Linked DNA regions of Homo sapiens: regions 2, 3, 4 and 5 are each linked to region 1. Evidence: chromatin loops called from intact Hi-C (ENCODE). Cell type or tissue: CD4-positive, alpha-beta T cell. All regions are shown on one strand. Region 1 holds the start of LOC124904953 (a long non-coding RNA gene). Region 2 has its middle 7.4 kb from the start of YTHDF1. Region 3 has its middle 4.8 kb from the start of MIR124-3. Region 4 has its middle 19 kb from the start of LINC01056. Region 5 overlaps COL20A1 (collagen type XX alpha 1 chain).

Region 1 (5,000 bases):
CCGTCGGGGAGGTGTAGCCGGGGCTGTGCGCTCTGTGGAGCTGGTGGGAGCTGGGAACAGGTGGAAGCTCCACCCACTTCTGAGTTGACAGGGTGGGGGCCCAGCTGTGGCTGCAGACCCAGGCATCTCTGCACTCTCGGAGGTCCAGGAAGCCCCTGCCCCCGCTGCCTGGCCTCTCCCTGCTCCCAGTGCCTGCTCTGATTTCAGGGCAAAGTTGAGGCTGAGCCCAGGCACTGTCACAGCCCGCCTGGGTGTACTCACCCTTGGGGCAGCACTGACACACCAGCCTCTGCTGCCCTGGCCCCCCTTCAGACTTTGGGCGCTGACAAGCATGGGAGGGAGGCTGAGGGACACTAAGGGCAGGTCAGTGTGGGCCTGCAGGCAGCCTTCAGCACAAACAGTCTGGGCACCGTGGGCACCGTGGAGAGCAGGTTAATGGTGGCAGGGGGCAGATGGGCTCCTGGGTGGAAAGCGGGGGGTCCCAGTGAAGCCTCATCTTCAGGCCAGGGCTGCCAGTTCTGTGGACCACAGTGAGAACTTGTGATACTTTTTCTGGGCCCACCCATGACCACCCATGGACCAATCGGCATGCATGACCACCCACGGACCAATCAGCATGCATGACCACCCATGGACCAATCAGCATGCATGACCACCCACGGACCAATCAGCATGCATGACCACCCATGGACCAATCAGCATGCATGACCACCCACGGACCAATCAGCATGCACTTCCTCCCCTCTGAAGCCCATAAAAACCCAGACTCAGCCAGACTCCAGATGACAATGGGTCACCTGCTTGCTTAGAGGAGTGACCCACTGCGGGTCGCCTCTGAGCTGTTCAGTGAAGCTCCCCTTCACCCGGTCACCCCCCCACGTGTCCACGTACCTCATTCTTCCTGGTGTGGAACAAGAATGTGGGGCCCAAATGGCAGGGCTGAAAGAGCCATGACAGACAGGGTTGAGACACCCCCCTTGCTCGCCATGCTGTGGGTGATGAGAGGGAGAGAAGAGAGGAGAGAAGAGCTGCGGCCCTTCGGGGAGCCCAGACCAAGGAGCTCCTAGAGCCAGGGCTGTGACGCCATCTTTGGGGCTCTGCAGTTCCTGGTACCTCCAAGCTTCCAGGCACCACCACGTTCCCTGGTGCCAGCTGTGGAAGCCACTTGTGGTCTGCCTGGTCCAGCGCCAGCCTCACAGGGAGCCGGCATGTGGAGCTGTCCTCCCTGCCGCAGCCGGCATGCCTGGCTGTGCATAGTGCCTGGACCCCACGCTCACTCGCTCACACACCGCTCTGCGCCTGGCTAGCCCTCGGCAGGTGTGGGGTCCACGCGGGTAGCATGAGCCAAGCCCAACCTCCTGGGCCGAGTGGGCGGAATGAGCCCAGAGGGCCCCAGCAAACCTTGGCAAAGGTGCCACCGGCCACAGAGGCTTCCAGCAGGAAAAGCAACAGCCCAAGGGTCCCGTGACAAAGGGAGAAGCCTTCCAGCAGAGGCGGGAGGGAGGCGCCCAAAGGCGGAGGGATCCCACCCTCCCACCCAAAGGCCGAGGCCTGGGTGCTGCCCCCTGTGGCACCCTAAAAGCCCCTATGATGTTGCCTTCTCCCAAGACGAGATCATTCAACTGCCAAGATGAGCTTTCTCAGCCTCCCCCAGCCCCCTCAGCCTCCTACACTAGCCCCCTCAGCCTCCAGAACCTGCTCATTCCAACTCCAGGGCCGGCTCCCCAGCCTCACAGGCACCTGGCCTCTGCGGTGTGCCCAGCCCTGCACCAGAGGTAGCTCTGCCTGTGCTGAAGACCTCTGCCTTCTGGGAGAAGGAGGTTAAAATAGGAGCTCATGGGAACCGAAGCCTGGTGGCCGCTTGGGTGTGAAATGCCATTCTCACGGGTTCCCCAGAGCTAGGGGCAACATCATGTGAGTCTGGGGGTCCCCCTCATTCCCCTGGTGTCCCGACTTCCATCAGAGGAGAAAGAAAAGTAGGGAGGCACAGATGTGAACTCAGGATCCAAGGTCTGCCACTGCCCTCACGCAGAGGGCCGCTTTGGCTCGGAGAAAGAGAAGGGTATGACAGGCACCGTCCCTCACCTCCTGTGTGGCTCGGGGGCCCTTGTGGCCTGCAGGCCCTTCCTCCTGCTCTCAGGCTGTGCTGGTAACCGCGCTCCTGCCTGTGTATATTTTTGGCTGGGGAGTTGGCGAAGGGGCTGTTTGTCTCCGAGGCCACTCCTGCCTCCTCTTGAGTCAGGGCGGAGACGGAGCCTTCCCAGGCAGAGGGGAGCGTGGAGGGGGCTTCAGGAGTGTGGGGCCGACCGCTTTCCCTACAGGGCGCTTGACCTGTCCAGAGGGACCAGGGAAGACGGCGGCTCCGGGGGAGGGAACTGGGAACCCGAGACCCAGAAGGTGCAGTGACTGCTCTGCTGGGCCCGGACTCAACACTGTTTACCTGAAATCCGTTTCCAGTTCAGGAGGAAACAGACTCCGTGGCAAGATGGTTTTTCCACTGGCCTCTGGATGCTCGGCCTTCCCTGATACCGCAGCTGCAGTCGCCGTTAACCGCAGGCTGGAGGGAGACCCTGACCCCAGCTCCAAGCCCCCAGTGCAGAGCCGGAGAGCCGGGCCCCAGAAGCTGTCCCTGCAGCACCACCTGCTGGGCGGTGCTGGAAGTGTCGCAGCACCAGCGGGGGCTGGGGGCGCTGCCGCTGGGTGGTGAGGACCCCGGGGTCACGCATCAGGTTATGAACTCTGACTCTGCCATTTGGTCCTGACCATAGTCTCGTCATCTGTAAAATGGGGTCACCAGCACCCCCAGGTGTAAGGACCCCATCTAGGTCCATGCTGGGGACGGTGTCGATGGAGAGAGCTGGGGGCGGGGAGGTGGAAAGAGAGGATGATAAACCAGAAAAGGGGGGACTTTCTGTCCTTATCAAGATGGGGGTGGTCCATCTGGGGACCTAGACTCTTTCATGGCTGGCTCAAGTCCCCAGTGGTCCTGGCCCTACAGCCTCTGGAGTAGGGTGAACTCCTTCGGGTGGCATCAGGGCAGAGGGCCTGGGCAGGACCAGGAATCTCCCCACCCATTTTACCCCCAGGGAGGTCTTGGCCAACCCGCTGAAGGGGTTGGTAATCTCCCCAACCCGTGTCCATGAGGGGTTCTGAGGACCCCCTAGACCCATGTGTGGGTAAACCCTTCTGCACCTGGTGCCAGCTGGACCCCAGCCCCCGCCCCACCATCCCTGTGTGGACTGTCACCAGCCCCACCCCTCCCACAAGCAGGTCTCACCCTCCCTGGCCCAGTCTCCCTCCTTCCCTTAGGGCTGGGGCTGTACCCCATTGGGTTTCTCCTGGCCAATGGCAGACCTGGTCCTCAGCTGCCCAGAATAGCGCTGGGAACCCTTCCTCCTGGCGCTGGCAGCAAGCAGGCGAGAGGCAGGACTCAGCCCGGGGCTCTCCCCACCTGACTGGCCAGCGGGTTTCCACAGCACTACCTGTCCGTCCACACAGGGCATCTGACTTGGAAAGGCTTCTCTCGGCTGATTTTTTTTTTTTTTTTATTTTGAGATCAAGTTCACTCTGTAGCCCAGGATGGAGGGCAATGGTGCAATCTCAGCTCACTGCAGCCTCCATCTCCCAGGTTCAAGTGATTCTCCTGCCTCAGCCTCCCAAGTAGCTGGGACTGCAGGCACCCGCCACCGCGCCTGGCTAATTTTTTGCATGTTTAGTCAAAACAGGGTTTCACCACGTTGGCCAGGCTGGTCTGAAACTCCTGACCTCAAGTGATCCGCCCGCCTCGGTCTCCCAAAGTGCTGGGATGACAGGTGTGAGCCACCACGCCCAGCCTGAATATTTTTTTTAAAGGCACAAAAAATATTTACCAGGCCATTTCTTGCCTCCGGAACCTGAAGAAAATAAAATTCACTTTCACATCCTCAGCAGCCAAGTGGCCCCTTCAGATCCACCTGCTGAGGTCATGGCCAGCCCTGCCCCCAGCAGTTTCCCAGGATGCGTGGCTGGGGGGTGTCCGATCACAAACCGCGGGAACTTTATTTTCAAGGCTGCTGCCTGGCCCGGGGGCTTCGGTTCCACCACATGGGCCAGTTTATCACCAGCCAGCTCTGCCTCGCTTCTTTTTATTGTGTTTTGTTTCCTTAGCAGTAAAATCATTGACTTACTTGTCTGGGTTTTTTTAATTGCAAAACGAATGCATGATGCCTGTAACCATGTCAAATAAAGAGTTATGCACAGAATTAGAATGAGAAAGTCTCTGTCTCACACCTCCCCTCGCACCACCTGCTGGGGTTGGAGGTGGGAAAGGTGCTCCCACCGACTCCGGCAGCCAGGATCACTCAGGGGACTGGGATGCGGAGAGAGCTCGGGGATAGGGCCTAGGAGTCACTGGGCCCCACCAACCACCCAGGCACCTGTCCGAGCCTCAGCGTCCTTGCAGTGCTGGGCCTGAGTCGGCCTCCTGGCGGCTGGGAGCTGGGGAGCCTGGCTCCCCAGGATGGTCAGGACTTTTTGGGAGCAGGAAGACAATAGCCCAGGAAAGCTCACTGGGCCTTCATCCTCACGGACCACTACAGGCAGGGCCCACAGCCGAGAGGTGCAGAGAAGAGCAAGCCAGTGCCGCCCAGGCTGCAACCCTGACCCCACTCCATGCACCGTCCTCCCCCAGTGTCCAAACCCCCCAAAACTCACAGAGGCTACATCGTAGGCACCACCATGGAAAGGAGGCCTGTTTCCAGGGAACCCTCTACCGCCACCCCCCCAACCCCAACCCCAACCTCACCCCCACTCCTTTCGTCACCTCCACCCCCCACCACCCATCCCTACACTCTCGGTGGCTCTCAGTGGCAGCCACATCAAGAACAAACCCACTGGGTCTCCGGGATACCCCGTAACAGGTGGAATTCTGAGAGGTGGGTGGGGTGGGCATTCTGGGGCTGAACTTGGATGAGCGAAGGCCCGGGGCAGGGAGATAGAGGCGGCCATGTGCGGGACAAGGA
Region 2 (5,000 bases), 160 kb before region 1:
TCCCTGAGCAGGTCCCCTCGTGTCCACTGCCGAGTGCAGGTACAGGGAAGACGGCTCAGCACGTGGAAGGAAGCTCTGCATTGCATCCAGAGAGCCGAGGGAGTTAGAGCAACTCTGGATTGCTGGAGCAGCTAAGCCTCTGAGAAGTTAATGAAAGTGTCCAGGCCGCATAGTTACTCTGGCAGCTCCCTGAGCTCTCACCTGGTCCTGAGCCCTGGCACCTGCCCTGTCCTTGGCCCTGCTCCATCGGCATGACATCCCCCAGGGGCCAGCAACCCAGCCTGAACAGTAAAGCTCCTAGCCCCGGTCCTGCTGGTCTGCAGGCCTCAGCTCCCTCCCTGCTTTTCCAGGAGTTGAAACAGGGCCTCTCCTAACTCCACTTTGCCAAGAGCCTCTTCTCCCACTGCAGAGAACTGTCATCTGCCTGTAAGTACCAGTGCCAGGTGCTCTGGGGCCGATGTCTCCGTTAGCCCCAAGGTGGAGGCTCAGGGAGCAGATGTGAGCGTGCCTTGCTCATCGCAGTAGCTTCGGACTGCAGGGATTGCAGGGACTGCAGGGATTGCAGGGATTGCAGGGATTGCAGGGACTGCAGGGATTGCAGGGACTGCAGGGACTGCAGGGACTGCAGGGACTGCAGGGACTGCAGGGATTGCAGGGATTGCAGGGATTGCAGGGACTGCAGGGATTGCAGGGACTGCAGGGACTGCAGGGATTGCAGGGACTGCAGGGACTGCAGGGACTGCAGGGATTGCAGGGATTGCAGGGACTGCAGGGACTGCATTGCTCTTGCAGCACCACCCGCCTCCGTGGACACCTTCAGCAGTGAGACAATGCAGGCTCTGCTACAAGAGGTGCTTACTGGGCTCTGCTCTGGTGAGGAGAGGCCTCGCCTGGCAGCCAGACAGAGTCCCAGCAGGGCAAGATGAAAATTCGGGGCCCTCGTTCAAACAGCAAGAGAAGGCTCTTTCCTTCCTTCCAGCGCCCCTCCCTGCACCTGTGATGGTGTTTTTATTTGTTATTTAACGTCATGTGCTCTTGGGCAAGGGGAGGGGAAACTCTCACAGGCACCTGAACCTGTCCCTGTGGCTCCATGCATGGGCCATGCCCCTGATCCCTCTGTGCCCACACCCAGGTCCCTGCTGGGATGAGGGTTGGCAGGGGTCACTGGGTGGCTAAACACCATTCCTGGGGGTGGGGGGAGGAGGGTTGTGCCAAGCCAGGCTCCCAGACCCCAAGTGCAGGCGCATGCCACCATCTCATCAGATGGCACTCACAAAACACAGATTCAGACAAAAGTGTTAATATCAAGATGGTGACGACAGCACCCTCTGGGTGTGGGGCCGCTTGGGTCACATCCTATGAGGCCAGCCCTGGGTCTGAAAGACACCAGAGGAGTCCCTGGATGCCACCAGGACTCTGGGGCTCTACCAGAGGTCTTCAAAGAGGGGGACCATGGGGACGACTCAGGCTAGAAAGTGGGGAGGAAACCATGCCAGGAGGGGGACCAGAGAGTAACCAACATGATCAGATGACACAGATAGGCACCTGCAGGCTCAGGCTTCACAGCTAGAGCTGCAGGTGGCCCAGAAAGGGAGGCCCCACAATGGCTGGATCTACCTGGGCCAGGTGCCTGGGGAGGGCCACAGGTGGGACAGGAATGAGAATGGGCAGGGCTAGCTCTGGAGAACAGGACCTGGGGTTGGGCGGTGCTACAGGGAGGCGTGCCGGGTGCTGAGTACTGTGCTAGCAAAAGACGCTGCTGATTTCATCTGCCCTTGCAAACAGCAGCCTCTCCCCAGGGGAGCACCTGTCCCAGGATGAGGAAGGCCACCTGGACTCTCCCACCCTTCCACGTGGCTTGCTAGCTGTCTTGGGTGACTCTACTGGCCTGCCCGGCATGTAGCTCCCTTCAGTTGAGTGACCACATTCCTGATATTCTTTCAGGGCGTCCCCTCCTCAACCCCTGTGGTTGGGGATGGATGCCTCACCTGGGCCTGATGCCAGTCCAGAGAGGGAGAAGCAAGTGAATGAAGATGCTTGAACACCAGGATCCAGCTGAGTCTGAAATGGTCCACTTCTGTGCTTTTGGTTGGGTGAAGCAATACATTTCATTTTTAGCTTTGAGTTTCTGTCACCTGCAGCTGAGTGTCCTGACCATAGGGACAAGCATAACATACGAACCTCGGGCCTGGCCCACAGTTCCACAGAGGAGGAGTGTGTCTGGACAGTCCAGCCCTGCTCAGATCCCTCCCTTGTTCCCAGCGCCTCTTGGACCAGGGGCTCCAGGTACCCGTGCGCTAGCCCCACACACCTCTGCACCCCTGTCTGCCTACAGTCCCCAGGATGCCAGCCACATGCACATCCCCCAGGGCCACGCTGTTCCCTCTGCCTGAAGCCGCCTGCTTCACCTCCTCTCCAAAGCTTCGTGTGGCTCCTCGAGATCTCATGCTCACCCTGGGGACACCTGGGACCACTGGGTCATCACTTGTCTGTAGGGACAGCTCCAAGGCCCCTGGTGTCACCTCTGTGCTGTCACCTGCTTTATGTCCAGCAGAGGGAGCTCTGAATCAGGAGTTAGGTCCTTGGTGTGCACCTTCCAGCTCCCCAGGGACCTGCCTCAGTTTCCCCAGCTGGGAGGCAGCATGTGGAAGGGAGCGCCAGAGGGGCTCACCCCACCTGGTGGGCATTCTGTAACTTGTGGCCTGCTGTGTCCAGCAGGTGCTGCTATTGAACCTTTGAAATTGAGAAACTGCCCTTTCAATTTTATTTAATTAAATTCCAGCAGACACACGCAGCTAGTGGCTAATGTCTTTGACGGCCAAGCTCAGACTCCAGGCACTGATACTCAACGCTGATCCTTCACACTCCCAGAAAGCTTTAATTAACACACATGTCCACCCCTCTGCCCCCCACCGACCCCCAGCAGAGAAATCAAAGTAGTCTGGGGTGGAGTTGGTGACCTACATGGTCAGGAGGCCTCTGGTTGAGCCTGAAACCTCCAGGTGAGCCTGATGGCTGCACATGTGCCTAGCACTCTGCGAGGTTGGCAAGCTCCTAAGACCTGCTCACCCACCCTGCTCCCTCTGCTGCGTGGAGCTGGGGAGTGTTCAGTGGCCCCTCTCACTCTGCGTGTGGAGCTGGGGAGTGCTCACTGGCCCCTCTCACTCTGCATGTGGAGCTGGGGAGTGCTCACTGGCCCTGCTCACTCTGCGTGTGGAGCTGGAGAGTGCAGTGTCCAGTTTGCCTCTTGCAGCCTCTTGCTTCCCCTTCCCTCTCCAGAGTCCTCCCTGTGGTCCCAGAGCTCCCTGATCTAGCCTTTCCTAAAGCTGACTCAACCACCTCCTGGATTCCCAGGCTGGAATCTGGGGCCAGAGATGGTGCATCTCATGTTTTCAAATGATGCCCAGAAGCTCACAGATAGCAGGGCTGTTCGGTGGATGTCTGGGCTCTGCAGGATTGCGGGAACAGAGGCCTGCTGCTCTCATCCTCCCGCCCTCCCCATTAATACAGGCCTTCTGTCCATCCCTGGCCCTAGGTGGCCTCTCAGCTCAACTTCACAAGCCACAGGGGCTTGGGAAGCTGCAGGAAGGAGCCAGGCACAGCTGTACTAAATAAGCTTCTCCCCACCCCTGCCCCCAACAGGCCTGGGCCAGGCATGCCAGGAAAATAAATCAGACTAACGGACCCAGGTGGGGCCACAGCCACGGGAGGTGTGGTCCAGACAGCTGCCGTGGCACTGAGGAATGCTGACCATCCAGACTGAGACCCATGGTCGGGTCAGCATCCAGCCCAGCCCAGTCCAGCAGGTGGGGAGAAGCCCGTGGTGGGGCCTGCTCTGGGCCCACGCTGGTCTTCTCAGGACGCTCCCTGCTGGCCTCTTGCAACTCTGCCTGTGGCTCTCTAGGCGCTGGCTGGGAGCCAGCGCTCACCGCAGCCAAAGCCCAGAGGGATGGACTTGCGCCAGGATGCTGGCCCCTTGGCAGGATACCTGGGGAGTCCCTGGGCTCTGGGAGGCCCTCAGCGGGGTGCCCAGGGCAGTGACCCCTCGGGAACATACCTACTGCTCATTTTTGTTTTGGGGTCTGCTCTGGAGAGCTCCACCTAAGACTCGGGGAGGAAGCTGTAAACCAAAAAGCATGAGAGGCAGGGCTCAGTCGATCGAGACGTTTATTTTGCCAAGGTTAAGGACATGCCTAGAAGAAAAGCACATGGAGTCACATGTCCTTTTAGTCTGTGGTCTGTGCCTTTCTCCAAAGATGCTTTTGAGGGCTCCACCATTTAAAGGGGGGGAAAGCAGGCTGGAGGGGCAAGAGGGAGGCCTTGGTAATCACATGCTGCAAGAGAAGAGGAGCAGGCAGGGGAATCGTCAGCTGTGTGTTCCTCTCATGCTCGGAAACCTGCACTTGTATGAAATAAGGTGAACGTCTCCTGTAGAGATGCTTCACCTGTTATCTGTAACTACCTGCTTAGGAACAAAAAGAAAGGCAGCTTCTCACATGACTTAGCTTTTAGTTTAATTTTTTTCTTGTGGCAGAGTGAATTGGGGTCCTGAGTTTGTTTTTGTTTTTGTTTTTGTTTTTGTTTTGAAACAGAGTTTCGCTCTTGTTGCCCAGGCTGGAGTGCAATGGCGTGATCTCAGCTCACCACAACCTCCGCCTCCAGGGTTCAAGCGATTCTCCTGCCTCAGCCTCCCAAGTGGCTGGGATTACAGGCATGCGCCACCACGCCTGGCTAATTTTGTATTTTTAGTAGAGATGGGGTTTCTTCATGTTGGCCAGGCTGGTCTCAAACTCCCAACCTCAGGTGATCCGCCCGCCTTGGCCTCCCAAAATGCTGGGATTACAGGCGTGAGCCACTGCACTGGCCTTGTTTTGCGATGGAGTCTTGCTCTTGTTGCCCAGGCTGGAGTGCCGTGGTGCAGTCTCAGCTCACTACAACCTCCGCCTCCTGGGTTCAAGCGATTCTCCCACCTCAGATTCCCGAGTAGCTGGGATTACAGG
Region 3 (5,000 bases), 200 kb before region 1:
TTTGCAGCCAACATGGACTGCCCTGCATGTCCAGCTCAGCCTCTCCTCCTCCTGCTCACACCCGCAGCCACAGTCACAGACATGCTCACACAGTCTCACCTCCCACGCACACACAGACACTGCCCGCCTCCACTCAGGAAGAGCTGGGCACATACCCCCAACTGAATCCTCAGCACCCAGCCTGCATTGGGTCGGCTGCCAGGCAGTGGTCCTGGTGGACAGCAAACTTGAGCCAAGGGCTTGGGACACCCTCTGACCAGACCATGACACCCAGCAAGGCCAGCTCAGGGCTATCCAGCAGGGCCCTCCCCAGTGTGGGACCAGAGGAAGACATCCCTTCCCTGACCCAAAGATTTTTATTCTGAATAAAACCTAATAAAGCTGCTGAGGCTGAAGCCACAGGCCCCACAGTCCCCTCTGAAATTCCTCCAAATCCCCCGGTCCACGAGCAGCAGAGGTGGGAGGAGCTGCAGGGGCCAGGCCACAATCAGCAGGGGCCAGGGCAGCCAGTCCCTCTATTCTGCAGCCCCTGGTCTCCACCTTGATCTCACCTCCAGGTAGGGCTCCCTGTGTGGCCATTGGCCAGGAGCCCCCACCCTCCTTCCCCTCAAGTCCAAGCCCCCTGGCAGGTCTCTGGCCAGGGCAGAGATTAGGAGCTGGCTCTCAGCCTCCCTGCCCCTGGCTGCCTCCTGGCCGTGCCCATAAGCCGGGCTCCTGGCAGTGATGACCCCAGAGTTCAGACCCTCACAGCCCAGCCTTCACCCCTGGTGCCCAGACCAGCTGCTATTTTGGGGCTGTGGGTGCCAGGAACAGTTGGCAGCTGGGTGGGGTGGGGCATAGGGGATAATGTTTGGGAATGAATTAAAAACTAAAAAATGAAATGATACAGGGTGACTCCCTCCAGCTTATTAGAGGGATGGAGAGGCCTTGCCCGACAGTGAGAGCACAGAGCAGAGAAGTCTGCCTCTGCTTGGTGACCCTGTCCCGAGGTGCCAGGAAGGTAGCAGGGTCTTCTCAAGTCACCGCTAGCCAGGGACATGGGCCAGAGGCAGCCCTGGAATCCAGCAGGCTTGGCATTGGTCCTGGGACCACTCATGACATGCACGTGCACACACAGACACCCTGGAGCCTTATGTCCTGTGGCCCCCAGGGCTGCCACAGAGCCAGAAAGCAGGACCCTCCCTCACGGGCACCGCCAGAAAGCAGGACCCTCCCTCACGGGCACCGCCAGAAAGCAGGACCCTCCCTCACATGCACCGCCAGAAAGCAGGACCCTCCCTCACATGCACCACCAGAAAGCAGGACCCTCCCTCAAATGCATCGCCATAGCCACACTCCTCCACCCTGGACTCTGGCCTGGCCTGACGGAGGCTGCTGGTTATTCACCAGATGGAGGCCCAGGCTCCATGTCTTCAGCCACCGTGCCCTGCCCCAGCATCAAGTTCCCTCCGCACTCTATTTCCTCCTTGGTAGAGGGGAAAAATAAAGCCAGTGTCTCCCACGGTTGCCTCGGGGTAACCGGTGGCAACACCATGAATGAGATCAAGAAGAGGCTCTCCAGGGGAAGCTGAGGCCAGGGTGGGGCCCAGCCCGGGGCTGGGGATGTGTTTCAGGGGGAGCACGGCCAGGCACCCGCCCCCCTCCCCCCGCCCCTCCTTGCCATCCTCATCCCTGCAGGGCTGAGACACGCAGGTCATTCCGGCTCCTTTTCTGGAACTCAGCATCAGCCAAGCCATGATCGCCACAGAGATGGCCACACCCCTCCTCTTCTCAGCTTTGCAACCCCCACCCCAGCTGGCCAGGCCAGATCCCAGAAGGCAGCCCTCACCACCCAGAAGACTCACAGCAGGAATACAGGGATACAGGGGCGGAAATAGGCCCTAGTGCTGGGGAACAGGACTGTTTCAGGGGAGACTCCCCCACCACAAGCCATTTCCACAGATGCTCTGATGGAGCCATGGGGTTGGGGGCCAGCTCAAAGCCGAGGGCAGCTGAGCCCCCTCCTCAGGGCCATGAGTGGTAAAACTGAGCCAGATGGAAACATACAGCCCCTCTGCATCCTCAGCAGATCTCAGCAGACCTGGTCGGGTTGCTCCTGAGATGCTGTGGCCTCTGCAGCTCCTTCATTCCCTGGCTCCCCAGCCCCGAGTCACTGCCAGCTGGGAACATGGGCCAGAGGCGCCCCAGAATCCAGTGGGCCGGGCATTCCAGCCTGGTCCGGGGGCCGCTCTGCCACACAAGTTTATGCCACCACCTCTGAACACTTGGGAGGCATGTGGGCTGGGCTAGGGCACAGCCACTCTGGACCCTCCTGCTGAGAGCCCCAGCTGAGACACAGACCCTTGGCCAACCCCAGGAATGTCCAGCCCTGTGAGCAGGATCTGAGCCCCACACGAACAAACGACCAAGACCAGGCTGGGGACCAGGCTTCCAGGCCCAGGCTGCACCCAGTCCACACACACAGCACATAGGGTCAGTGCTCCATAGTGGGCACGTCTCTGCAGGGACAGGATGGAGATGTCCACGCAGCACACAGACCAAGCTGAGGTAAAGTCTCAAAGTACAACCATGTGGCACACAACCATCCACCTAGGGGCACAGGCAGAACTCCCCAACACACCTCTTGGCTACCTCGGTATGTGTGGCCAGGCCCTCCTGCAGGTGCCTGTACTTACCACGTGAGGGCGCCCTGGAGCTGCCACAGGATCCTGCACCTGGACAGGAATGGGGAGACCCCTGGCAGAATCAGGCCCCAGAAGGACCTGGAGCATTGCACAGACACGAATGCCGTCTGCATGAGCAATGTGTAGAGGCAGGCCCCTCCCCACGGGGAGACTGCCCTTTGCCCCACACACCTCAGACCAGGGGAGGAGGGACACACGGGGGCCCTTGCACATCAGGATGCTCTTTGTTCATTCATTCGTTCATTCAACAGATATTTCTGAGCCCTTCCTAGGAATGGTGCCACAAGCACCACCAAGGTCCAGGTGGGCCTGCAGGGACAGGACCTCCATGGGTAGAGAGGGTAGTCTGGGCTCTGCCTGGAACCCACCTGGAACAGAGTCTGGAACAGAGCGGGAGCATCCTGGTCACAGTGGGTGGGAAGGCGGGGCCCCCTCAGCCATTGGTACAAGGACACAAGGGCATGTCTCAGACTCCTGGAGTCAAGACTTCACCGCTCTGTGCTTCCCTTCTGGAAGCTGGAGGGTAAGTTTAGACATGTTCGTTCAGTAAATGTCAGCGGTCATCATCACCATAATTACTGCCACCATCAGTACCATCACCACCATTATCATCAGTAACATCACCACCATCAACATAACCATTGCCACCATCATCATTGTTATCATCAGTAGCAGCAGTGGCAGGAGCACCATCACCATGGACCCTGCAGAGTGGGGCCATTTAAACTCCCTCTGGCTGGTCCTGTTTTCAGTTCTTTGAAGCAGTGGGGATGTGGGAGAGATGCAGATCCACTGAACTGTGGCCACCCAAAGGTCACTCCATAGACCCATATACTTCTAGGAGGGTGACTGCATGCTGAGGACACAGGAGGGGAAGCTACAGGGCCTCAGTGCCATATCAGCCTGGTGATGCTCAGGTCCCCGACTCCACATAAGGACAGCCCTCCTCTGGCCACAGAGGCCCTGGTCATCACCACCTAAGCAGCCCCTGAACCAGCTAACCTTGGACAGTCTCCAGTGTCCCTTCCCCACAAGTCTTCCCAAATGTCTAGAGAATACCCCTGTCTTGGCCCCCAAAAGGTATTTCCGTGACTTCACACCCAGAGAAGTGCAGAATCTGCTGGGGGCAGGTAGTCCTGCTTAGAAGACATAGTGGCTACCCTGGGAGAGTGGCACCCCCTGTCAGAGCCCACCTGCCAAAAGGCTGGAGATGTCCCAAGAGCCTAAGGACCAAACAGCCCACAGAAAAGCCCATTTCCAGCCAAACCCCACCTTTCCTCATGTGCAGACCCCCCAAGAATTACAGACCTGAGGAGGTGCTGTGGCTTGCACCCAGACAGAGCAGAAGGCGGATCCTTCCCAAGGGGCTCCTGTTTATCTGGGACCATTATCATCTTTACATTAGTTTTACACGGCCCATGTGTGTGCACCTGTGTGTGGCTGTATGCATATGTGCATGTGTGTATTCATTTGTGTGCGTGTGTGCGTGCATGCCTGGGGATGCCTGTGGGCATATGGTCATGCGTGTCAGTGTGTGCCCATGGTAGGGCATATGATCATGTGTGTTTGTGCATTCCTATGGTAAGGCACATGATCGTGTGTGTCGGTGCACGTCCATGGTAGGGCACATGATCACGTGTGTCGGTGTGTGCCCATGTTAGGGCATATGATCGCGTGTGTCAGTGTGTGTCCATGGTAGGGCACATGATCACACATGTTCGGTGCATGCCCATTTTAGGGCATATGACCATGCATGTCTGTGCGTCCCCATGTTAGGGCATATGATCACACGTGTCTATGCCTGCTCATGTTAGGGCATATAATCACGTGTGTCAGTGTGTGCCCATGGTAGGGCATATGATCACGTGTCTGTGTATCCCCATGGAAGGACACATGGTCATACATGTCGGTGCATCCCCATGTTAGGGCACATGATCACGTGTGTCGGTGTGTGCCCATGGTAGGGCATATGATCACGTGTGTCGGTGTGTGCCCGTTATGGCATATGATCATGTGTGTCAGTGTGTGTCCATGGTAGGGCATATGATCATGTGTGTCTGTGCATTCCTATGGTAAGGCACATGATCGTGTGTGTCGGTGCGTGTCCATGGTAGGGCACACGATCACGTGTGTCAGTGTGTGCCCATGTTAGGGCATGTGATCACACGTATCAGTGCGTGCCCATGGTAGGGCATATGATCGCGTGTGTCAGTGTGTGTCCATGGTAGGGCACATGATCACACATGTTCGGCACATGCCCATTTTAGGGCATATGACCATGCATGTCTATGCGTCCCCATGTTAGGGCATATGATC
Region 4 (5,000 bases), 330 kb before region 1:
TTGGGCTTCCCCAGAAGTAGATCCCGAAGCAGGAATGGGAGGTGTCCCAGCGTGGCGGCGAGTTACTTCAAACTGGGTGGCTTTAAGTAACGAGGATTCATTCCATCTCCGTTCTGGAGCTGGACATCTGAAAGCAAGCTCTGGGCAGGGCTGGCTCCTGTGGAGGCTCTGGGAGGGGGTGTGGTTTCTTCCTGGTCCCTTCCAGCTTCTGGTGGCTCCAGGCCTTCCTTGGTGTCCCCGGCTTGCAGCCGCATCACTCCAATCTCTGCCTCTGTTTTCCGTGGCGTTTTTCTCCAAATCTACCTGTCTCAGCTTCTCCATCTCTTATGAGGGCACCCTTCATGGGATTTGAGGCCCACTCTAATCCATGATCCTTACCCTAATTACATCTGCAAAGACCTTATTCCAAATAAGGCCACATTCTGTGGTTATGGGTGGACATATTTGGGGGCCCTGTTCATCCTACTTAAGGAGGGAAAGTTGTTTATTTTGGAGGTGACTCTGAGAGCACAGCAGCAGGTGAGTGGGAGGTGAGATGCCCAGTGACCAGGGCGGCCATCAGGCAGGCCACGGCCAGGCTTCTGGGCTCAGCCTCACCAGGTCCTCAGCTGCCCAGGGCTTTCTCACCCAGGACCTGCCTGGAGACTGCTCCGGGGCCATCAAGTCCCCGGCATGTCAGCCCACCCTGGCCAGAAACAGCCTGGTCAAGGGGCACAGGGCTGTGGAGTTGGGGTGCCCAGGAAGGGGAGAACCAGCGGGGTCCATGGGCCAGGAGAGTCCAGCCTTGAAGATGGGGGTGTGAACCACACAGTCACGGTCTCAAAGGCACAGAGCTTTGAAAGCAAGGTAGTAGCTCCTCAAGCCCTCTGGGCACGCCCCACCAGGGTTTGTGTGTGGAGTTAATAGGGGGCAGTTCCAGGAGCACACCAGAGGGGCCGGGGCAGCCGGAGGGGCCAGGGCAGTGGAGGGCTGGGCAGCTGGGGCCCAACCCCAGTGGGGACTGAGAGGCCTCGTGACTGCTGCCTCAGATCCACCTCTGAAGGGCGGGAAGCCTGGGCTCTCCCTGTCCCCCACAAACCAGGGCTGGGGTGTAGCTGGGGGGTGTGGAGTGAGGCTGGTGAGAGGTGCCCGACGGGAGAAGGGCCCCGGTCCAGCAGCTTTCCCTGATCAACCAAGGGGGATCTATTTTGTTTGTAAAAAGCTGATTATCATAGATAAATGTGTCTAATTAGTCTCATTTGCTGACACACAAGCCTTTAATTGCAAGTTGAATAATTAGACATATCTGCATATGTAAATGATACAGTTATACCCTATGTCAGTCTTTAACGTGATTCCTCCAGAGACAAATAATTCTATTTCAGGAGAGAATATGATATATTAATTTACATAGACAAACAACTTTATTTAGAACCAGCAACTCTCGTGTTTGTTTACATAAAGTAATAACTCGAGAAATGGGAAAGATCGATGTTGCAGCAACATCTGGAGGCTCCTAACCTGCAGGGGAGTCCCTGGCAGCCTCCCACGGGAGCTGGGTCTTCCTCCGCCCTCCTGGGGCCCCAGTCCTCCCACGTGGACAGCAGCTCTGGGCCTGGGGGTGGGCTGGGGCCCAGGCCATGGGGTCTCCCTCCCCTCTTCCCCCTCCACCCTCCCTCATGCCATGCTTCCTCCTCTGCCCCTTGTCCTCGCTGGGTGGCAGGATGGGTGAGATGCCCGGTGGCCCTGCAGGCCTGCAGCTGGCCCAGTGCATGTGGGTGTCCCCTCTCCATGGCTGTGCCCTGCATGCTGGCAGAGCTGCCAGGGGCAGCTTGGAGCAGGAGCAGCTGGAGCTTGGGTCCTGATTCAGGCAGTGCTACAGCCGGCTCCCTGCCAGGCCCTGGGTCAGCTGCCCACCTCCCCAGTGGGTGTCATGCTCAGCAGCCTCAGGACAGGGCTGGGGGGCTGGCTGGTGCCGCCTGCCTCTGTCAGGCCCCCGGCCTCCACTCTGGCTGAGTACATCGTCTCCTCTCTGAGCTGGGCAGGGCAGCCACTGGCGACCCCTGGCATCCTCCGGGTCTGACTGGCGGGGACAGGGCTGCGAAAGCATTTGGAGGCCTGACCTGGAAGGAGGAATGAGGGGCCAGCTGAGGGCGTCCCAGGCAGAGCCAGGCTTGCGATGCCCAGGGTGCCCGGGGCACAGAGTGGCCCGGCCGCTCCCACACCCCTTCCCCCTTCCCTGGGCCCGTGGTCACATGGGTTTCGCTGGGAGGCAGAGCGTGAGGAATTTGGCTCTGGTGGAATGAGGACGGCTGCACTCCCTGCTTTGCAGAGGGCCCGCACAGCAGCCCGTCACTGTGGCAACCGGCTCCGTGATGCTGGCAGGAGCTGACATCGTCCCAATTCGCCCCTGTGGTCCCTTTTGGTCCCCCTCCCCTCGACCGCCAGGAGCCGCTGTGGATCGAGTTGGCCAGCAGAGGGCAGCAGAGGGCTGGCGGGGCTGGCGGGGCTGGCGGGGCTGGCGGGGCTGGCAGTGGACGCCACACTTTGGGGTCTCCAGGCCCCCAAGTCTTCTGGGGAAAGCAGCAGACAGGCGACAGCCACAGGGATGGGGAGGCGCCATCACTACTGCAACCACTGGGGGTAGCCCTTGGCCCGTCTGGGGGCATTTCATCTTTGGCAGAGCTGAGGGGTCCAGCACGTGGGCCTCTAAGGAGGGGTCTCCCGCCCACCGCCCCCAGTGCTACTGTGACCGCGGCGGCTCGGCCCCGCCTGCACTCCCAGGTTCTCACTCATGCAGTCACTCACTCATTCGCTCGCTCATTCACTCGCTCATTCACTCATTCATTCACTCGCTCATTCACTCATTCACTCATTCACACACACTCATTTGTTCACTCATTCCTTCACTCAATCATTTACACACTCATTTGTTCACTCATTCATTCACATACTTATTTGTTCACTTATTCATTCCTTCATTCACTCATTCATTCACACATACTCATTTGTTCACTCATTTCCTTATTCACTCATTCACACATGCACTCATTTGTTCACTCCTTTTTTCATTCATTCATTCACACACACTCATTTGTTCACTCATTCATTCACTTATTCACATACACTCACGCATTTGTTCAGTCACTCATTCCTTCATTCACTCACTCATTCACACACACTCATTTGTTCACTCACCCATTCACACACACTCATTTGTACACTCACACACAATCATTTGTTTACTCACTCATTCACATTCACTCATTCATGCACACACTTACTGATTCATGCACACACTTATTTGTTCACTCACTCTTGTTCACTCATTCATTTCTTTCACTCATTCACTCACACACATTCACTCATTCATGGACACACTGATTCATACACACAGTTGTTCACTCACTCATTGCTTCATTCACTCGTTCACTCACATTCATTCACACATTCATTTGATCAGTCATTCATTCATGCAATCATTTGTTCACTCATTCCTTCACTCATTCATTCACACACTCATTTGTTCACTCCTTTCTTCACTCATTCATTCACACACTCATTTGTTCACTCATTCCTTCACTCAATCATTCACACACTCATTTGTTCACTCACTCATTCCTTCATTCACTCATTCACACACTCATTTGTTCACTCGCTAATTCAATCATTCATTCACACACACTCATTTGTTTACTCACTCATTTGTTCACCCACTCATTCCTTTAGTCACTCATTCATTCACACACTCACTTGTTTGCTCACTCATTCCTTCACACACATGCACTCACTTGTTCACTCACTCATCCACACACATTCATTAATTTATTTACACACACTCACTCACTCATTTGTTTACTCAGTCACTCCTTTGTACACAGGGAAAGAGTAAGGTACCTTTCCCTCCTGTTCAGCTGCTGCCAGAAGCAGTGTCCAGTTCTCCTGGTCTAAGCAGGACTCAAGGTCCTGCAGCAGCTCAGCAGCCCCTGGAGCTGCAGCGTCTCCTTTGTTCTCTCTGAAGGGGGCATGCCTTGGCCCCAACATTCTTGTCCTTCATTTTTTGAAGTTTCTTCCCCCTCTCTCCTGGCTAATCTCATATCTTAACTACCAATATAAGACAAAATATTTCTGTGACTTTCTTTCCAATTCAATAAATCCATCTGGTGAGAAGAGAAAAAAATGCAAGAAGAGAAGAGGCAATGCCGCACCCCAAACCCTGTCAGTCACTCACACTGAGGACATTTTCACGAGGCGTTAATGGGTGATGTTTGAATTCTGGTTGCCAGCACAGATCAGGGCAAAGCTCTTGTAAAACTCTATTAAAGTCTGTGGATCCAGCTGAGACACAGGGCTGGGAAACAAAGTTAACTGTTCTCCCTCCTGAGCGGCTTGTGGTTCAGGAAACACCCCCAAGCCCCTGCCTTGGGGGATCTGTGGGTGAGAGGGAAGCATATTTGGATACAGCTTCAAGAGAGAGGTCCGACTGCTCTGTGTGTACACGTGTGTGTGGATTGCCCTGTGTGCACCAGCTCTGTGAGTGCCTGCATGGGAGTGTGTACACACCTGTGCTCTGTGTGCATCCTCAAACACACCACACCAACAGGGGTCTGGCATTGCCTCCCTACGGTGCTCATGGTGAAGTCCTCGGACTCCAAGCCCCTCTTCTGCGCCAGCAGTGACCAGGCTGTGGTCAGCATGGCCTGTTGGTGGCCTTTGACTTCCTCTGTTGGCAGATGGCTTGAGGCCCCCCAGTTCAGGGCCACAGGTGACTTCCCCCTTTCCCAGGTGGTGGGGCCCTGTAGGCTTGACCAGCCCCAGGCTCCAGAGCGCACAGAGGTGGCTGTCCACAGAGCGCGGGAGGCATGGGAGGGTGTGCTGCTGCCTGCTGGTCATCCAGCTCCTCGCCCATTAAGGAGCCCGCTTTCCCCTTTGGGAGGCCACAGGGGCTGGCGAAGGCCCTTCAGCTGTGGCTCAGGTGGGCTGGGCACCACTGCAGGAGAAGCCTCCTCCAGATGGGAGGA
Region 5 (5,000 bases), 72 kb before region 1:
GGATGGCGGCTTTGCCTCCACAGCGCCGCGCTGCGGTGCTCACGGCGGCTCTGCTGGGGCTCTTTGTGGTGCCCACCCTCCCCTCCTTGCCTGGTTTGCACCTGGTGGGCTTCTGGGCCTGATGTCTGGGCGGGCAGCTGCATGCAGCCGTGGAGGGCAGAGGTGCCCGAGCACCAGGCTGCCTCACATTAGCGGTGGCTCGATGTGCAGCCGTGCCGGTGTGGGGCTGTCTAGTCCGGTGAGGCCTGAGGGCCTTGGAGTCCTTTCCCCTGAAACCTGGCCCAGCCTGCCTCACTCTTGTGGCTGGAGCCCCGGGGTAGGTGATCTGGGGGCCTTGGACCAGGGATGGGCCTCACCTAGCACCTGACCCGCTCCCACCGCCCCAGCCGGCCCCCAGTTCCGCTGCCTGCCCCCCGTGCCTGCTGACATGGTCTTCCTGGTGGACGGGTCCTGGAGCATTGGCCACAGTCACTTCCAGCAGGTCAAGGACTTCCTGGCCAGTGTCATCGCACCCTTTGAAATCGGGCCGGATAAGGTCCAAGTAGGTGGGTGCTGGCCCGGCCCGCCTCCTGCCCCACCCGGGTGTGGTCCCCACAGCTCTGCCAGAGGAGGCTGTGACCTGTGGGGGTCCCCGTACCAGCCAGGGCTCTCACCTTGTGGGGTGGGACGCCTGCTCCACATGGGGTGTTCTGGGGACCCCTCCGTGTGGAGGCCCTGGCTCTGCAAGCGTCCTCTCCCTGGGGACTGGCTACTGTGGCCAGGTGACCCCACAGAGGCACGTGCAGCTCTCAGGTGTGGCCTTGTGCCAAGCTCCCTGGGCATCTCAGCATTGGAAACTCAGCCCGTGGCCATGCCCCTGCTCCCCAGGCCTGACTCAGTACAGCGGGGATGCTCAGACTGAGTGGGACCTGAACTCCCTCAGCACCAAGGAACAGGTGCTGGCAGCTGTGCGCCGCCTCCGCTACAAGGGGGGGAACACGTTCACAGGTACGGCCCAGGCCTGCCCCTCCCTCTGTCCTGAGGGCGGACCTCCTTCTGCCGCCCTCCCAGATCCCGAAAGCTTGTGTGTAAATCGAGCTCCAAGTGGTGTGGACCTGAGCCCTGTTCACACCTTTATAGAGGGCAGAGTCACCCCCTTGTTTACCTTTGATGAAAACGAGGGCCTGTGTCCAGCGCGTGGCTCCTCTGTTCCACATTAGCAGCTCTGGCTGGGTCCACACCCGGCCCAGTCTGGGTGCTCACCTTGCAGGTAGGGTCTGGCTGGGGAACTTGGGGCCCTTCAACAGGTAGACCCTCCCTGCTCCCTTGGGCTGCTGCGGGGCCTCCTGATACCCCACAAGGGAAGGAGAGGAGCATCTCTGCTGTCCGGTTGCTGCCAGCCGAGCACCAGGAGGGGATGCTGGCAGCTGCCTGTCACTTTATTCCTGCTGCTCCCAAGGCCTTGCCCTGACCCACGTGCTGGGGCAGAACCTGCAGCCGGCGGCTGGCCTCCGTCCAGAGGCAGCCAAGGTGGTGATTCTGGTGACGGACGGCAAGTCCCAGGACGATGTGCACACTGCTGCCCGTGTCCTCAAGGACCTGGGCGTGAACGTCTTCGCTGTGGGTGAGCACCATGCGGCTCCCCCGGCCCTGGAGTCTCACCGCCGGGTGGGTTTAGGGTCGCAGCAGGGAGCTTGCATTGGGCACCTGGTCCCTGAGCCCCAGCTTCCACATCTGCGGCACGGAGCTGCACGCAGAGCCAGGCACCGCCTGGCACTCAGAGGCGATGGCACAGGCGGGCTGCTCCTTTCCAATCGCCTGGTGTTTGGTGCCCTCCGTGGAACCACCCCAACCCTCCCCCTGTGGCGTGAACTTCCCTGGTGAGATATTCACTGAGCAGCTCCAGCTGCCCCCTCTGGCCACCATCCCTGTGCCTGGTGACTCCCGCCTGCTGTGCCCTGGCAAGGAGCTTCCTGGCATCCTCCAGGGCCTGGGACTCACAGGCGAATCAACTCTGTCCTGTGGGGAGGAAACCCCAGATTTCGAGGCAGGAGTCCCAGGAGCACAGACCCTTCCTTGATGCCCCCAACCCCTCGGGAGCGCCTGGCCCAGCATGTGGGTGGCAGGTGGGCCGAGTACAGCCCATAGGCCTCTTTACTCCTGACCCAGTCTCCATGGAGACCCCCACCGCAGGTGGCCCCGTCGGGTGACCCCAGTGCAGGCCAACCCCACCTCCCTCCTCACGAGCAGGTGTGAAGAACGCCGATGAGGCTGAGCTGAGGCTCCTGGCGTCCCCGCCGAGGGACATCACCGTCCACAGCGTGCTGGACTTCCTGCAGCTCGGCGCGCTGGCTGGCCTGCTCAGCCGTCTCATCTGCCAGAGGCTCCAGGGTGGGAGCCCGCGGCAGGGCCCAGGTGAGGGGCAGGGTCACCCGCACAGGCTGCAGCCCCCCCGGCTGCTTTGGGCAAAGGGTTGGGGGGACGCTGTGGCTCCCGTGTGGTACCTGAGGCCGGCTCCTGTGGCTCTGAGGGGGTCTGCAGCACCCCCTTACATCTGTCCACAGAAGGGCTGGGGAGCAGCTTTCCTGTCCCTCCTGTGAGTGGCCACCAGGGGGAGCGTGGACACAGCTGCCCGTGCAGTGACCACCTGCCCCCCACTCCCGCTACTCCAGCAGCAGCGGCTCCAGCCCTGGACACCCTCCCTGCCCCCACCAGCCTGGTCCTGAGCCAGGTGACCTCCTCCAGCATCCGCCTGTCCTGGACTCCAGCCCCCCGGCACCCCCTCAAGTATCTGATCGTTTGGCGAGCCTCTAGAGGTGGCACCCCCAGGGAGGTGAGGGGGCCGGTATACAGGGCTCCCCGAGCCGGTCCTCAGCCGTAGTGAGATCTGATAAGCCAAAGGGAGGGCAGGAATAAAGGCCCACAAATAACTGGGTCCAGGCTGAGAAGGGGGTGTCGAGGGGCTGACAGCCCAGGGACTCACTGGGGAGCTGCGTCTGGGAGGCAGCCTGGGATGAGTGCATTTTAGTGGCCGAGGAGGGCAGAGCAGGGGGCGTTCCGAGGGTGCTGGGGTTAGGGTCAGACTCAGAGCGCCTTCTCCCTTTGATTGATCGATCGATGGATAATTGTGGTGGGCCTGGCACTGCTCTGTCGTAGGTACAGGGAGCCCAGGCCTGTGGGAAGTGGGGCACCCTGCGGGCCCCAGCTGAGCTCACACTCCAGCTGACGGAGTTCCTGTCCTGCTCCCCATCCCCCGGCACCCCCCTTCCTGGCTCCGTCCTTGCCCACTCTGTTCCAGGTGGTGGTGGAGGGACCCGCCGCCTCCACGGAGCTGCACAACCTGGCCTCCCGCACAGAGTACCTGGTCTCCGTGTTCCCCATCTATGAGGGCGGGGTTGGCGAAGGCCTGCGGGGCCTGGTGACCACAGGTAGGTGGGGCAGAGGCAGCGGCCAGGTTCTGGGTGGGAGGCCCCACTCACGGCTGTCCCTTGGAGCCTGACACCCCAGGGCAGCATAGCGAGCAGCTCTGGATCTTAACCACCCACAGTTGGCACCATCCCCAGCTTGCTGTGTGACCAAGGCCGAGTCACTGGGCCCCTCTGACCCTGGGTGTTCTCTTCTGAACACCAGCTATACCGTTGGTGTCATCACCTCAACTGTAATCACAGCCCATTATGCTGCTTGTCCACAGTGTTCATGGAGCTCCCCCCTGCTTGGCCTCCAGCACGTGGCTTAGCTCGCTGGGTTCTTGGACCCCCAGGGACTGCCATGAGCCCGTCTGTAATAGCCTTGTTGAGATGTAATTTACACACCATACAACCTGCCCATTTAAAGTGTACAACTCCAGTGGCTTTGGTATATTCAGAGCTGTCACCCATGGCCACAGTTCATGTTAGATCATTTTCATCCCCCCAGAGGAACCCTGCACCCCTAAGCACCCGCCCCCCCAGCCACCCCAAGCCACCTTCTGTCTCTGGATGTGCCTGTCCCAGACGTTTCCTGCAGGTGGAATCACACAGTGCAGACTTTTGTGTCTGGGTGTTTCCCAAAGCCCTTTTCACCCCCCGGAGGCCACATTCCTCCCATGACCTCAAGGCAGATGGCCTTAGACAAAACTGTGGGGTGGCCTTGTGTCCCCAGAGCTGGAGCCACAAACCTTGGCCCAAGGTGAAGCCTGGGAAGTGCCACTTTGAATCCTGTGCACCTGCCAGGCGGTGGCCGTGCCCACCCACTCTGGTGTGAGGGTGCCCCGTGCGTGGGTGTGATCTCTGTGTGGGCTCCTTCCTAAAGTGTCCCTGCATGGCCCCCCAGCACCTCTGCCTCCGCCCCGGGCGCTGACCCTGGCCGCAGTGACGCCCAGAACCGTCCACCTCACCTGGCAGCCCTCGGCCGGGGCCACCCACTACCTGGTGCGATGTTCTCCTGCTTCCCCCAAGGGTGAAGAGGAGGAGCGAGAGGTGAGCTGGGCCGGGGGGTGGCGGGGGAGGCAGAGGAGTGGGGCAGAGCGAGTGGGGGCTGGCCTGGGACGTCATGTCTCTGCAGGTGCAGGTCGGGCGGCCCGAGGTGCTGCTGGATGGCCTGGAACCTGGCAGGGACTATGAGGTCTCGGTGCAGAGCCTGCGAGGCCCTGAGGGCAGCGAGGCCCGGGGCATCCGTGCCAGGACCCGTGAGTGCTCCAACCCCGGCTGCCTGCCCACAGGCGGGTGCCCCATCTTGTTCCTCAGCCTTCCATGGCATGGGAGACCTCAGGCCCCCTCGGTCCCAGCCACTGCCCACCCTTGCCCCTGCCATGGAGGCCGCGTGCTGGCCTTGAGGCTCTGCTGTGCTTTGCAGCCACCCTGGCCCCCCCGAGACACCTGGGCTTCTCAGACGTGAGCCACGACGCGGCACGAGTGTTCTGGGAGGGTGCCCCGAGGCCTGTGCGCCTGGTCAGGGTCACCTATGTGTCCAGCGAGGGTGGACACTCGGGGCAGGTGAGAGCAGAGCCCTCCGGGGGCCCGAGTGTCTTGAGGGACCACAGG

Evidence for each region. Hi-C counts contacts between places; a loop is a spot of excess contacts. Peaks named below come from ENCODE experiments on the same cell type or tissue, not always from the same donor. Only the 100,000 strongest peaks of a DNase experiment are listed, where the experiment ranks them.
Region 2: a loop joins it to region 1, with 18 times the contacts of the local background. A loop is called at or near these places in 18 of 110 quality-filtered maps.
Region 3: a loop joins it to region 1, with 7 times the contacts of the local background. A loop is called at or near these places in 6 of 110 quality-filtered maps.
Region 4: a loop joins it to region 1, with 14 times the contacts of the local background. A loop is called at or near these places in 12 of 110 quality-filtered maps.
Region 5: a loop joins it to region 1, with 4 times the contacts of the local background. A loop is called at or near these places in 87 of 110 quality-filtered maps.

The regions. Positions count from the first base shown.
Region 1 is chr20:63,379,368-63,384,367 of GRCh38, forward strand. It overlaps LOC124904953 (a long non-coding RNA gene), which reads right to left and starts at 2,523. Exons shown (of 3, transcript XR_007067716.1): 1 at 2,441-2,523; 2 at 892-989; 3 at 1-518. RefSeq lists an enhancer at 2,480-3,164. In CD4-positive, alpha-beta T cell, CTCF peaks have their summits at 2,656 (motif pointing left) and 2,858; a DNase peak (open chromatin) is centred at 2,634; H3K27me3 peaks cover 201 bases.
Region 2 is chr20:63,220,982-63,225,981 of GRCh38, forward strand. No RefSeq gene overlaps it. Among named protein-coding and RNA genes, the nearest start is that of YTHDF1, 7.4 kb to the left of the region's middle. In CD4-positive, alpha-beta T cell, CTCF peaks have their summits at 2,573 (motif pointing right) and 2,775; a DNase peak (open chromatin) is centred at 2,560.
Region 3 is chr20:63,180,845-63,185,844 of GRCh38, forward strand. No RefSeq gene overlaps it. Among named protein-coding and RNA genes, the nearest start is that of MIR124-3, 4.8 kb to the left of the region's middle. In CD4-positive, alpha-beta T cell, a CTCF peak has its summit at 2,713 (motif pointing right); a DNase peak (open chromatin) is centred at 2,687; H3K27me3 peaks cover 1,335 bases.
Region 4 is chr20:63,054,143-63,059,142 of GRCh38, forward strand. No RefSeq gene overlaps it. Among named protein-coding and RNA genes, the nearest start is that of LINC01056, 19 kb to the left of the region's middle. RefSeq lists a silencer at 2,300-2,500. In CD4-positive, alpha-beta T cell, CTCF peaks have their summits at 2,446 (motif pointing right) and 2,646; a DNase peak (open chromatin) is centred at 2,449; H3K27me3 peaks cover 953 bases.
Region 5 is chr20:63,307,104-63,312,103 of GRCh38, forward strand. It overlaps COL20A1 (collagen type XX alpha 1 chain), which reads left to right. Exons shown (of 36, transcript NM_020882.4): 6 at 387-545; 7 at 868-987; 8 at 1,439-1,603; 9 at 2,230-2,394; 10 at 2,655-2,812; 11 at 3,278-3,407; 12 at 4,291-4,436; 13 at 4,522-4,645; 14 at 4,813-4,952. Among named protein-coding and RNA genes, the nearest start is that of COL20A1, 16 kb to the left of the region's middle. In CD4-positive, alpha-beta T cell, CTCF peaks have their summits at 2,594 (motif pointing right) and 2,797; a DNase peak (open chromatin) is centred at 2,598; H3K27me3 peaks cover 1,504 bases.